2 separate regions of the Homo sapiens genome follow, and region 2 is linked to region 1. Evidence: read pairs that join two places in POLR2A ChIA-PET (ENCODE). Cell type or tissue: HepG2. All regions are shown on one strand. Links, peaks and the distances in the headings refer to the core of each region. The heading gives the core; the rest is flanking DNA. Region 1 has its middle 38 kb from the start of HSPA9. Region 2 has its middle 20 kb from the start of PFDN1.

Region 1 (7,077 bases), core at 1,184-5,183:
TGAAGACTGGACTCCAACTCCTGACCTGGGCTCAAGTGATCCTCCTGCCTCAGTCTCCCAAGTAGCTGGGACTCCGGGCACACGCCACCGCGCGCTTGGCTGTAATCTTGATCAAATCATGTAAAATTCCTGAACCACAAGTTTTTTTTTTTCTACAGTAACACCCTGTGGAGTTATGAAAATTAAAATAAAATAATGTGCTTAAAGCACAGGGACCAGAGAAGCAGCCGGATAAAGAGAAGGTCTTGGGGAGGGAGGAGGGCAGGGTATTGGCCCTCCAGTGGCCAGCAAGGAAAATGATGCGGCCCATCTTTGGGTACTTGCAGCTGAGCCCACAGAGTCACATGTTTTATCCCCGCACAGTAGGGAATGTCCTTTGACTTTTCTGACCCAGGATCTAGCTTGGCAACGCCGGGTCCTCCGGTACTCAGGACCGTCACTTGGCTCTCACTGGCTGGTTCTCTTGGAGTTTTGAGAGAGCTCTGAGAGGTCCTTGAATCCTTTCTCCTTCCCTCTTGTAGTGATATCTCTCTCTCAGACAAACCCAGGGACTGCTGGCCATCAGCTGAACCCGAGGGGAGCGAGGCCACAGCCCATGAGATGTACCCCACACTTCCTCTGCCCCGCCCCCCAAGCAGGACTGTGTCTGTGTTTTTCAGGGTGTGCTGCTGGAGCCCTGGGAGGAGGGGGTTGGGCAGTCGCTGGCGCTGCCGCTGGTGGTCCCTGTGCTTGAAGTGCCGGTGGTATCGGAGTCCATGCACCCAAGGCCCAGCACCCAGCAACATTCTCTGGCCCAGCAGAGGGGTGAGAGATCAAAGGAGGGGGCGTGGGGCATGGATTGCTTCTGGGCAGACCCATGCCAATGTGACATGGGGTTTCCTGCCTGAGTGTTACTGTGTGGCTGTGCCTGCCACGCTCATCTGGGGTGTGTGTGTGTGTGTGTGTGTGTGTATGTGTGTGTGTGTATGGGTGGGTGTTGGGGGGTGTACAGACGCTCTGGGTATGTAGGGGGGTCAGCACTAGGGGGGCTTCTAGGATTTGTCTGTGGTCTCATCTCCGCCCTCCCTGCTCCTGGAGGGGGAGCTGTAACTCAGCCAGGAGGCCACCTAGCTGATTCCCCTCCCCCCACCCACCAGCCGCTCGCTCTGTCACAACAAGGAGCTTTGGCAGAAAGGGAGGGGAGCGTGGGTGCTGCGGAGAGAAAAACACCCCAAAGTTTCAGAAAAAATGGCAGGAGAGATGCCAGCACCCAGGAGCAGGAGCCTTCTGCTTCTCACAGCCTGCACTGCTGGGCTGGGGGGAGACCACGGTTTCCTTTCCTTCCTTTCTCCCTTCCTTCCCTCCCCGCCCCTTGCTGCGTGATATTCAGGAAAAGGAAACATTACAGTGAGGGGAGAAAGGGAACAAAGAGATGCTTTTCAGAGGGGTCATGGGATCTTTCCGTAGCCACCAGAAGACACAGTTCTGGGCTCTGCTTGCTCTGGGCTAAGTGGGTGTGTATGTGTATGTGTGTGTAGAAGAGAACAAAAAAGAGAGAGAATGTGTGTGTTAGTGTGTTAGTTTATGCATGCCTGTGAGTAAATGTGTGTCTGAGTGTGGATGTGAATTGGGCGTGCATGTGTGTGTTGGGAAACAGTAAAGATAAAAGCAGACAGAACAAAAAGAATCATATACAAGATTGGTTAGACAGCTGCCCTTAGATAGTCTACACATGAATACTTGAAAAATGTTTGTGCAATAGGTTGGCCATTACCCAATATTGCGCGGCATTAGAATAAACATGTATACAATGAAAAACCTCCAGATTGACACTTCTTCCTCATGCTTTTGAAATCAGGGTATTTCATTTGGGCAATGACTCCTTTTCTGCAGGGTAAAAACTTCATTTACTCGCAGGTAGCTGGAACACCATTAAATATTCTTAAGAAGTTAGTTAATATTACATGAAGCTTCACGGAGAAAATATAAATATCTATTTATAATGATATATTCACTGTGAATTGACGTCTTTATTGTAGTTGGAACACGTAGCATGAGATCTACGGTCTTAACAAAAATTTAAATACACAATGCAGTAATATTAACTATATTAACTATAGGTGCTATGGTGAACAGAGGTCTAGAACTTATTCATCTTGCATAACTGAAGTTTTATACCTGTTGAACAGCAACTCCCTATTTCCCCCATCCCTCAGCACTTGACAAGCACCATTCTCATTTCTGTTTCTATGAGTCTATTTCAGATAATTGGTGTAAGGAGAACAGTGCAGTTTGTGCTTCTGTGACTGTCTTATTTCACCTAGTATAATGTACCCCAAATTCATCCATGTTGTCATATATGACAGAATTTTCTTCTTTTTAAGGCCAAATAATATTTTATTGTATGTATATGCCATGTTTGCTGTATTTGCTTATCTATTGATGGGCATTAGTTTCCATATCATGTGTATTGTAAATAATGCAATAATCAGGAAAATGCAGACATCTCTTGGAGATCTTGATTTCAATTGTTTTGGATAAAAATACAGAAGTGGGATTGTTGGATTATATGACAGACATTTTTCCAAAGAAGACATACACATTGCCAAAAGGTACATGAGAAGATGCTTAACAACACTAACTGTTAGAGAAATGCAAATCAAAACCATAGTGAGATGTCATCTCGTCTATTAGGATGGCTACTATAAAGGGAAACAAAAGGTAAGAGTTGGCAAATTCATTGGGAAGTAAAATGATTCAGCTGCTGTGGAAAATTGTACGAAGCTTACTCAAAAATTATGAATTTTTTTCCCCCAGAATGCTTAGCTCTTTTTGTAACTTTTATTTTAAGTTCAGGGGTACATGTGCAGGTTTGTTATATAGGTAAATCTAAGTCATGGGTCTTTGTGGTACAGATTATTTGATCACCCAGGTATTAAGCCTAGTACCCATTAGTTATTTTTCCTGATCCTCTCCCTCTCACACTCCACCATCCAGTAATCTCCAGTGTTCATTTTTTCCCTTTTTGTGTCCATGTGTTCTCATCATTTAGCTCCCGCTTATAAGAGGACATGTAGTGTTTGCTTTTCTGTTCCTGTGTTAGTTTGCTAAGAATTATGGTCTCCGGCTCCTCCTGCAAAGGACATGATCTCCTTCTTTTTTTATGCCTGCATAGTATTTCATGGTGTATATGAATTAACTTTCGAGTGGAGAAAAGAACTGGTAGATTTGTGAGATTAACAAATATTTCCATAGATTCAAGTTCATTTTCCCAGGGTTTTCTGAGCTTAATAACCTCAAAAGTACCTGAAATATAGTTTTTCTTCCTTTCACAGAGCTATTTATGTTATATATGAACTACAACTTAGAGTATTTAAAACTCAATAAATAGTGAAATTAAAAAAAAACAAAAAAACCTCATTTACTCAAAGCTCAGAATACAGTTTTGTGAGCATTTCACCAAAGTAAGGGCTAGAGTTTCTCTTAGCATTATTTGCTTACAAAATATTTGAGTTTGTAAACAAGATCCCAAGGGAAATATTTATCCCACTCAAGAAAACAAGTTACTTTTACCTCTTTGAAGTATCTATTTGCATTCCAACAATATGGTACTTATAAATCACTCCTTTCTAGCAACTTATTAAAGCAACTCTTAGAGGCAATACTTTTAAAAAATAGCAAGGCTGTATTTTTTTAAAAAAATTTAAAGGCCTGCAATGACTTTTAACAGCTTATCTGACTTAGTGATGTCTATTTGCTTATGATTATAATAACTTCTTACATTTAATGAATGCTCTTCATGCACCAGACACTGCATTAAATGCTTTACATACATGCTCTTATTTGGTCCTCCCAGCCAAGGAAGTACTGTTATTTTACAACTAAGGGGTAGAGAAGTAACTTAACCAGTGTCAGGTAGGTAATACATGTCAGGGCAGTACTTAAATCTGAGTTTTGAGTCCAAAGCCCCATGCCTTACCCTACATGCTCAGTTGCATTTCTTTATATTTCTTTCTTTTCTTTTTTCTTTTTTTTTTTTTTAGTCAGAGTCTCACTCTGTCATCCAGGCTGGAGTGCAGTGGCACGATCTCAGGTCACTGCAACCTCTGCTTTCTGAATTCAAGCAATTCTCAAGCCTCAGCCTCCGTGTAGCTGAGATTACAGGTGTGCACCACCATGCCCAGCTAATTTTTTTGTATTTTTAGTAGAGCCCCGGTTTCACCATGTTGACCAGGCTGTCTCGAACTCCTCACCTCAAGTGATCCACCCACCTTGGCCTCCCAAAGTGTTGGGATTACAGGCATGAGCCACCGCGCCTGGCCCATTTCTTTATATTTCACTGCCCAAAGATGTCCAAACATCAGCATGCAGGTGCCTACAGGTGCCTACAGAGGGCTGTCCCCACAAAAATCTTGGCTCCTGGTCCAGACCCACTGTTAGGGCCAGTGCCTGGGCATTATGGGTCAGTCCAGCTCTGAGATTTTAATTCCTGTTGTTGGAATGAGGGGAATAAATGGGCACTCAATCTCTTGGGATTTTTCAGCTCTCTCTGAGGCATCAGATTTTTTTCCTAGGGTCATCTCTGAGAGAAGTATGCCTGGAACATTGGCATGAGGAAATCAATCAATGCAAAGCATATAATGAGGTATGTATTCAGCACCATGAGGACCAACCCAGCGAGAATAAGCTCAGAAGGTTGTAGGAAGAGTGTAGGACTTGGAGAAAGAGCAATGACCCTGCACTCCGTCTAGAAGGGGTGAGGGAGAGGGGACAGGGAGGAAAAAGAAGGTGATGGGAAGAGGTTGAGGAGGAGCATGTGGGGTATGTGCAATTGGATGAGTAATGGAGAGCAGCTTTATTACTTTGACTTTTTGAAATAAGAACCAGCTTATGAAGGTGGGGAGGGAACAGCCTGGGAATAAATTAATTGAGAAAGGAAATTAAAGCCATCATTTCTGCTCTGCTGACGAGCAGATGTCAGCATGCCTCTAGCCTCTTGCTATATTCAGTGTTTTTCTAGAGATAAATGGTGGAGCTCAAAGAGGTTCCAACAGGGCCTGTGTTGAACACTTGAAGGCTCTAGAATATTTTGGTCATGAGAAAAGAGGGCTGAAAGTTGAGGACCAGGCTTCTAGGCTCTGAGGATTTTTTTTTTTTTACGTTAGCTATTTCACAATTACCAGTAGATTTAACTGCAAAACTGAAGGGAAATCAGGTAAGCATTTATAAAAGAGGAAATTAAGATGCTGGTATTCCTACCAAGATGACTCGAGGGAGAAAGAAAAGAGTTGGAAACACCTTTGCCAAGCCATTGAGAAGCTAGCATTGAGGGCAGAGAGTGCTTGAAGCAACCCAGCCTTAAGGCACTCTCTTAGAAGCAGCCAGGGCAGAGAGCAGCGGGGACAGGCAGTTCCAGCAATAGCTGGCTGAGGAGGATAGAGAGGGAGGCTGGCTCAGCAACCTAGCCTGGGAAAACAACCCCTGTGCTGAAATGCATTAGAAGTTCTCTACTCTGTATTCCAGTACTTTGGGAGGCCAAGGCAGGAGGATCGCTTGAGCTTATGAGTTCAAGACCAGCCTGGGCAACATAGAGAAATATAGATAGACCTTCTCTCTACTAAAAATAAAAAAATTAGCCGGGTGTGTTGGCATGCACTTGTAGTCTCAGCTTCTTGGGAAACTGAGGTGGAAGGATTGCTTGAGCCCTGGAGATGGAGGCTGAAGTGAGCTATAATTGTGCCACTGCACTCCAGCCTGGGCAACAGAATGAGATCCTTTCTCAAAAAAAAAAAAAAGAAGTTATTTGTGAAGACTTACTCCCAGCAAGGGGAGACAGGCAGAGTGTGCACCAGAAACCAGGCATCTTCAACATGGATATTTTGGATCTTTTCTGCATCCAGACAAAGGAACTTATTTACTAACAGCTGGCAGATATGGGCAAAATCACAATTTGATGGGTTAACCAAGGTCTGTATTACGTGCATAGGGGCATCGCATGAAAGAAAAGTGAGTATCTCCAAACCCAGTGAGATGTTAACATTTATATGCCCCCTTCATAGGGGGGATGTGAGGGGAGATATAGGCAACTTAGGGGACTGTAAATGATTTTGGGGAAAGATGAATGGGCCCTCAGAAGAACAGGTGACATCATGAGATGGTCTGGGTATGAAGTGGGCCTCTAGTTTCCTCTCCTGGTTAATCTTCCCTAGTTGATGAGATTTCTGGGGACGGGACTCATGACAATGGAGTTCTTCTTGGAGAATCTGTCCTTAGGCAGATGAAGTTCAGAGAAAGCCTCTCCCTGCATTTGCTGTTTCCCAGGTGTCCTCACTTTGAGGCCCAAAGCAGCATATTTTGGGGTGGCATTTTCTGAACTCCTTTAGAGCTAATCTGTCAGAAGGCAGGTGGAGCCTGGGTCAGACGAATCTGAGCATGCCCAAGTTACATAAAAGTTATGTGTCAACAAGCACATCCTGCTCCACTTTTTTTTTCTTTTTTCTTTTTAGAGACAGGGTCTTGCTCTGTCACCCAGGCTGGAGTGCGGTGGCACGATCATGGCGCACTGCAGCCTCAACTTCCTGCCCACCCTACTTTTTTAGTATAACAGCTGAAAGATATGGAACGTGGAATTGATGAAGGGTGACTCATTAAAATTATAATAGCAATTAGGAACAAGCAGAAAAAGACCATAGGCAAGGACAGTTTCATGGCCAAGATCATATGTTTTCCCACATTTTATATTTGGCGAGCGCGTAGGAGGGATCAACACATCCAGATTACTCTCCAGCTACAACTTCGGTTTCAACAAAACCCTGAATCTGACACCCTCGGCCCAGGCCCTCTTTCTCTTTCCTGAGCACTAAGGCTCCTGTTGGTGCTCTTGGCATTAGTGGCTTCAAGGCGAGGGTGAATGGGTTTGTGTTAGTGACTTTGTGGATGAAAGGACACTTGAATTTTCCTTGCCCAGCCTCGGCACTGCCTCAGACATTAAAGGCTATGAAATCTGCGCTGGTGTTTTGGTGAGGGACTGGAGTAGTCTCAAACCACTTTTTATACCCTATGTGAGAAGGAACTGTCAACCTAAATAACGATCAGAGA
Region 2 (7,077 bases), core at 1,179-5,178, 1.7 Mb after region 1:
GCATTTCCAGAATGGGCCCCAACACATAGCAGATACTCAACAAGTGCTTATTGAGGAGAAGGAAAGGAAAGTGAGGGTGAATGGCAGCCAATCTGAAGGAAGAGACAGGAGTGGCCAGTGTCAGAGCCAACAAACTAACTACCGTGGAATCATTTCACCCTAGAGGTTTGCTCAACTTGCAGGAGGGACTAAAATGGGTTGAGGCCTATCCTGTCCTGTTGGTCTCCAATAAGGAAGGGGAGGAAGTGGCTTACCTTCACTTCTGTCTGTCCTGTATCTGTGTAAACACCTACAAATAGGGACAAATGAATGAGTGCAAGCCCTGGACTCATCAAGTGATCTTATCCACTCCTGTGCCTTCCAGTGTTAGAGACTGGATAGTTGGTTGCAAAACACATTTCCTCTTTCTCATGGGTGCCCAGCTAGGCTACACTTCCCTACTTCTCTTATAGTTAGATGTGACCACATGATGAGATTTTATTGGTGGAATATGGATGGAAGTGATAGACTCTCCCATGTGTGGTCCTCCATGCCCTTATGCCCTTTCCCCATCACAGTGACCCTGGAAGCTGTGTAATATAAATGGCAGATGTCGGGTGCAGTGGCTCATGCCTGTAATCCCAGCATATTGGGAGGCCGAGGTGGGCAGATCACTGGAGGCCAGAAGTTCGAGAGCAGCCTGGCCAACACGGCGAAACCCCGTCTCTACTAAAAATATAAAAATTAGCCAAGTATGGTGGCACACACCTGTGATCCCAGCTACTCAGGAGGCTGAGGCACGAGAATCACTTGAACCCAGGAGGCAGAGGTTGCAGTGAGCTATGATCATACCACTGCACTCCAGTTTGGGCAATAGAGCTAGACCCTGTCTCAAAAAAAAAAAAAAAAAAAGATGGCAGACACAAAAGCTGGAAGGACCTGGTTCCTGAACCCCACTTGGAGAAGAGTTGCTCACTTATTAGGAACACCAGTTTGGGATTTTACCTGAGTGAGAAATAACCTACTGTGCTAGGCCATCGAGGCTGGGGAATTTTCTGTTAGAGCAGCTAGCATCATTCTTTTTTTTTTTTTTTTTTTTTTTTTTTTAAGACAGGGTCTCTTGGCTGGGGGCAGTGGCTCACGCCTGTAATCCTAACACTTTAGGAAGTCGAGGTGCACAGATCACCTGAGGTCAGGAGTTTGAGACCAGCCTGATCAACATGACAAAACCCCGTCTCTACTAAAAAATACAAAAATTAGCCAGGCATGGTGGCGTGCACCTGTAATACCAGCTACTTGGGAGGCTGAGGCAGGAGAATCTCTGGAACCCAGGATGCAGAGGTCACAGTGAGCTGAGATCATGTCACTGCACTCCAGCCTGGGTGACAGAGCGAGACTCTGTCTCAAATAAATTAATTAATTAATTAATTAATTCAGGGACTCACTCTGTTGCCCAGGATGGAGTGCAGTGGTGTGATCACGGCTCGCGGCAGGCTTGACCTCCTGCGGCTCAAGCGGTCCTCTCACCTCAGCCAGGACACCACAGGCACATGCCATCATACTCAGCTAATTTTTGTACTTTTTGTAGATACAAGGTTTCATTATGTTGCCCAGACTGCTCTCAAACTCCTGGTTTCCACCTGCCTCGGCCTCCCAAAGCGTTGGGATTACAGGAGTGAGTAACCATGCCTGGCCACCTTGATGATACACTTGCTTATTCTCTCCAGGCCAATGACCTCACTCAAGCCTGAGCCTTCCCCTGGGGTCCAGACTCAGCTCCACACCCATGCACTGGATATCCCTACTGACATGGTGGTCATGCCTTCAGACTTAGAGTGGCCAAAACTGGACTTGCTACTTTCACCCGCACCAGCTTCTCCTTCTCCAGTGTGGCCCATCTCAGTAAGATGGCACCACTTTCCACCCAGGCGTGCAAGCCTAAAACTCAGAGCCACCTTGGGCCCTTTTCCCTTTCTCTCATCCTCCACATATCTCCTCCATAGATCTTGAATTCATATCTTCTCTTCTTCTCCACTGCTGCTACCATCAGTGCCTAAATACCACCACAGTCTCCAGCTAACCCATCTCCCTGCTTGATTATAGCTACCCTTCAAGCCCATTCTCCAGCTGGAGTCATCCACCCCAAAACAGATCCAAGCATGCCACCCCTACCCACACTCACTTTAACACTCAGGGCTGGCTCCCTACCGCCCTGAGGATTCAGTTCAAGCTCCTTGGCACAGTCTCAAAGGCCTTGCATGATCTGGCCTGGCCTGTCTCTGCAGCCTCTTCCGCTGACCCCAAGCCAGCTGTGTACACTCTTGTCACACCAGTTAGGTTCCTCATTCACATCATCCTCCCTCTGCACTCTGGCTGTTCCCCTGGCCTAGAATACTTCAACCCCCATTCTTTACTTGCATCACAACTGCTCATCCTTCAGGCCTCAGCTTGATTTTCACTTCCTCCAAGAAGTGACCTCCCTGACCCTTGGACCAGGTCAGCCAACTTGGCACCTCCTATTGCCCAACACAACTCTCTTGACATTTGATTCTTGTGACTTAATTGTCTATTTTTCCTATTCAAGTGCAAGTTCCCGGAGGGCAGGGCCTCGGTCCTGTTCACCCTTGTGTTCTTAGCCTCCAGAAAAAAGGAGGAATCCCCGTATGTCTGTTAAATGAGTATGCGTGAGCAGTACACTCACTCAATAATTACCAACTTAGTGATATCCGTGCTATTCAATGACAGCAAACAGGTAATTCTGAGTTTGTCTGCCATCTGAGTCAAAGCAATTTGCCCCCATTTTTTTTTTTTTTTTGAGATGGAGTCTCTCCCTGTCGTCCTGGCTGGAGTGCAATGGTGGGATATCAGCTCACTGCAACCTCCGCCCCTCGAGTTCAAGCGATTCTCCTGCCTCAGCCTCCTGAGTAGCTGGAGTTACAGGTGCGCGCCACCACGCCCAGGTTAATTTTTTTTGTGTCTTTAGTAGAGACGGGGTTTCAACATGTTGCCCAGGCTGGTCTTGAACTCCTGACCTCATGATCCCCCCACCTCGGCCTCCCAAAGTGCTGGGATTACAGGTGTGAGCCACCAGGCCCGATCTGCCCCCATTTATTAATGAGGAGACAGATCCCCAAGGGAGCAAGTGATCTGCCCCAGGGAGGCAGGAGGTGAAGCAGTCACAGGGCTCTGGCAATGACCACACCACCCCTCTTCTCCCTCTGCTTCTAACTTTTCTTGTTTCTGAGGTCCAGGCGGAAATGTAATGTCATGACACATTGGGGGATTTCTTTCCTCCCCTACATTTTTCTGATGTGACTCCAGCTTGGGGGGTTGGGGGAACACAAGCCCCAGGAGGAGGGAGGCGGGTGGTGGGGAGGTTAGCAGTCACATTCCTCAGCAGCCTCTGTTTTCATAGCTCAGAGAAAGAAGAAAGAAGTTAGCAAGCTCTGGCAGACACACTGGGCATTCAGCTCCTGTTCTGGCAGCTGCAGGGGCTGGGCTGAGCACGCGCTCTGCCAAGGCCAGGGCGGCAGACACTCTCTCCAATCTCAGGCTGCCAAGATGAGGTGGAGGGGGTCAGGGCCTCTGTCTAAGATGGGGGTTCACAGAAAGAGACCCCTTCTTTCTGCTCAGGCTGGCAGCCAGTTGGCCATGAGCCATGTGTGGGAGAAGGGGAGCAGAGGGAGGCAGTGTCAGGGCCTCAGTGCAAATCCTTCCAGGTTGGAAGGCTGGTGTGGGCATCAGACAGCCCAGGGGGCTATCTCAGCTCCTCCTCCACCCTGGAGATGTTGGAGGGACAACCTCTAGGCAGATGTCCCCACCCGGCTGCTGGGGCCACTGCTGTCACATTCCAGAGGGGGCTGAGAGCCACAGAGCATGGATTGAGAACGAGCTCACCATGGAAACCAGGCTTCCTAGGAAAAGGTCACATATTTGATGTGGCTGTCATCCAGGCACCTTAAATGCCACACTGTTCCTGTTTTCTTGAGCACGCTGCCAGCAGAGAAGGCCTGAGACAATGGGGTTGGCAGTTGACCTGTTTGCCTGGTTTTAGACAGGCCCCTATCACGGTTTCCCCTTCTCAGCAAAACTCAGTGCTGTTTTTACATTGCCTGACCCCAACGTGTACCCATGTGGGCAGCCCTGCAGGCCAACCCTTGAGTCTGGCAAAGACCCACTGTGCCAAAAATCTAGAAAAGGAGGTGCAAACAAGACCCATGATGGTAAAAACTGGCAAAGCTTGTTAAGAATAGTAAAAGCTTTCGGGTATGAGTACTTACTCCATGCTGCCAGACACTGTGATAAATGCTTTACAGGCACTGTAATCTCCACAAAAAAAACCTTAATAAAAAAATTGAGGCTTTGAGAGGTTAAATAACTTATCTGAGATTATTATATAACCAGAAAATGGCATGACGAGGATTCAAACCCAGGCTTGTCTGATCTAGAGCCTGAAACTTTCACCTCTACTCTATTTCACTCATCCATTTATTCATGCACTCATTCATTTATTCAATTGTCCATCCATCCATGCATGCATCAAACATTTAGGGAAAGCCTCTGGTGTGCTGACACAGTGTGTAAAAGGACACACTCCACAACCTCCAAGAGTTCACAGTGGGAGAAATGGATGAGTAAACAATGACAATATGCGGTGTGATGAAAGCCATGGGAGAGGAGCAGCAAAGCTGCTATGGGAAGAGGACTCCTTTTCCTTGCATTGTCCAAGGCTCAGAGGTGTGAGAGCACAGGGGAGGAGAAACTAACCCAGCTGGGACAGGGGTGGGCAGCAGACTTTCTCCGGAAGGTGTCCAAACACACACCTGTAAAAGGGGTTGAACTTGGGTCACACTTCTCAGGCCTGGAGTTCCAGGGGTTGGATTTACATCCACAGGCAGGAGAGAACACTTACTCTCAAATGGACCCGATCAGGCCCCCCTTACCAAGCACAATGCTTCCCAGGGACGCCCAACTGACCAAGTACCACCGACAAAATAGAAAGAAGTCAGGCTTTCCTAGAGAACCCTGGGTGAGTACATGGTTTACACAGCTGTCCTTAACCCAGACTCTAGTGGCATGAAGAAAGAACAAGCTAGCTTCTTCCTCCTTTCACACTCCCATTGAAGACTGCCCACTGTCAAAAGCTAGAGGACAGTAGAAATAAAATTACTGCCTTAGTATAAGGAAACCAACCCAGTGACTTCTAGGTTGGGCAAGAAAATTAGGGTTGGGGAAAAGGGTGACTTAATTCCTCCCGTCTGTCTGGTTCCTACACCCACATCATATGTCTTTGGGGAAGCCTCCCACACAGGCTGTGATCCACCAACTATAGCACTCCAGCCCTGAAAGGAGCCCTTTTCCTTACATGCCCTGTTGGTTAGTAATAGCCAAGATGCTGGGTGGGAAGAAGGGAGAGAGAGAGGGAGGGAGGAAGGGATATTCTCTGAAGAGCAAGAGGGCAGCTGGCTTCTTTCACAGCTGTGTGGGTGGCAGTGAGCTAAGAGGTCCCTGTTCTCTTCTCCATCAATCAAGGGGGCAATCAAGAAAAAATGTGCAGTTTAAAAAGTTCAAAAAGAAAAATCAAACCACAACAACCTCCAAATTATATTAATTTGGTGATGGCCTGACACTCTGGAAACCAATCATGGGAAGGGGCAACCCTCACTTCCTCCTGCTCTTGGATGACGTTAGCCCTTTTTCTTTTTCTGGGGTTGGTCTCCATGGAGCAACACAGTCTGGCCTGGGTTCCTCACCACAGCAAGGAGGAAAACACAGAACTTTGTTCTCTCCTCTCTGGATAATGGTGGCCAGGATAGAAGTTCATGGGCAATGAGAAGCCTGGGCCCTCCTGCACAAGGTTGGCATCAAGCAAAATTGCATTAGCTAATAAAATAGTATCCTTGTGCAAGTTATTTCACCCCGCTGAGCCTCAGGGCCCTCCTCATTAAACTGGGAAAATAATACTACCTACCCTCCTGATGCCCTTATTTATTCCTGTCTTCAGGTCCTTTTTATTTACCTCTTCTGCCTTTTTTTTTTTTTTTGAAACAGGGTGTCGCTCTGTCACCCAGGCTGGAATGCAATGGCACAATCACAGCTCACTACAGCCTTGAACTCCTGATCTCAAGCAATCTTCCCACCTCAGCCTCCCACATAGCTGGGACCACAGGCATGTGCCACCACACCTGGCTAAGTTTTTTTCTTTTTAAAAATGATTTGTAGAGATGAGGAGATGAGGTCCCCCCTCCTGCCTCGAACTTGCAAAGTGCTGGGATTACAGGCATGGGTCACCATGCTCAGCCTCTTCTACCTCTTTTTTCTCCTCTTTGCATCCCCCTTTCTTGCACTGCCTTCTCGGTAGTCCCCTCCACCCCATATGGACTTAAATAATTCTTGATTTTCATGGCCCCTGTGAACTTGCTTCTTCCCCCATTCCTTCCCATTTTAATAGTGCCATCGTATACCCAGTTTCTCAGACTAGAATCTAAGAAGTCATCCTTGATTACCTTCTTCCCCACAACACATACATTTAATCCATTAGCATGTCTTACAGGTGATTCCTCCAAAACATATCCCGAATCTGACCATTTCCCACCCTCTGCTACCACCCTAATTCTGGCTACCATCGCCACTTGCCTAGATAACTCCAAAGTTCTCCTAACTGGTCTTGTTATTTATTTAGTTTTTAGAGATGGGGTTTTGCTATGTGGCCCAGGCTGGTCTGAAACTCCTGGGCTCAAGCAATCCTCTGGCCTCAGCCTCCCAAATTGCTGAGATTACAGGCATGCCATCTGCCATCATGCCCAGCTCCTTGTCTTGCTTCTTTTACTTTTGCCCCTTAGAACCTGTTCTCTGCATAGAAGAGTCATATTTCTGAAACATATAAATTAAATTATATCACTCTCCTACTCAAAACACTGCATGGGCTTCCAAATTGTTTGTCATGGCCTACAAAGCCCCATATGGTCCTTGCCTTGCATCTTCAACCTCTGATGACTGTGCTGCAGCTGCAGGGGCTCCCTTCTGTCCCTCACACATGCTTTGCTTTTTTTTTTTTTTTTTTCTGAGACGGAGTTTTGCGCTTGTTGCCCAGGCTGG

What was found. Peaks named below come from ENCODE experiments on the same cell type or tissue, not always from the same donor. Only the 100,000 strongest peaks of a DNase experiment are listed, where the experiment ranks them.
Region 2: POLR2A ChIA-PET joins it to region 1 with 6 read pairs; 1 of 35 experiments calls an interaction of 5 or more read pairs at or near these places.

The regions. Positions count from the first base shown.
Region 1 is chr5:138,610,286-138,617,362 of GRCh38, forward strand. It overlaps the pseudogene RPL10AP10. Among named protein-coding and RNA genes, the nearest start is that of HSPA9, 38 kb to the left of the region's middle. RefSeq lists enhancers at 1-567, 568-1,200. In HepG2, for the core only: no CTCF peak of the experiment used is centred there; no DNase peak of the experiment used is centred there; H3K4me3 peaks cover 421 bases.
Region 2 is chr5:140,319,631-140,326,707 of GRCh38, forward strand. No RefSeq gene overlaps it. Among named protein-coding and RNA genes, the nearest start is that of PFDN1, 20 kb to the left of the region's middle. RefSeq lists enhancers at 2,128-2,177, 2,208-2,277, 3,091-4,290. In HepG2, for the core only: no CTCF peak of the experiment used is centred there; DNase peaks (open chromatin) are centred at 3,321, 3,891 and 4,621.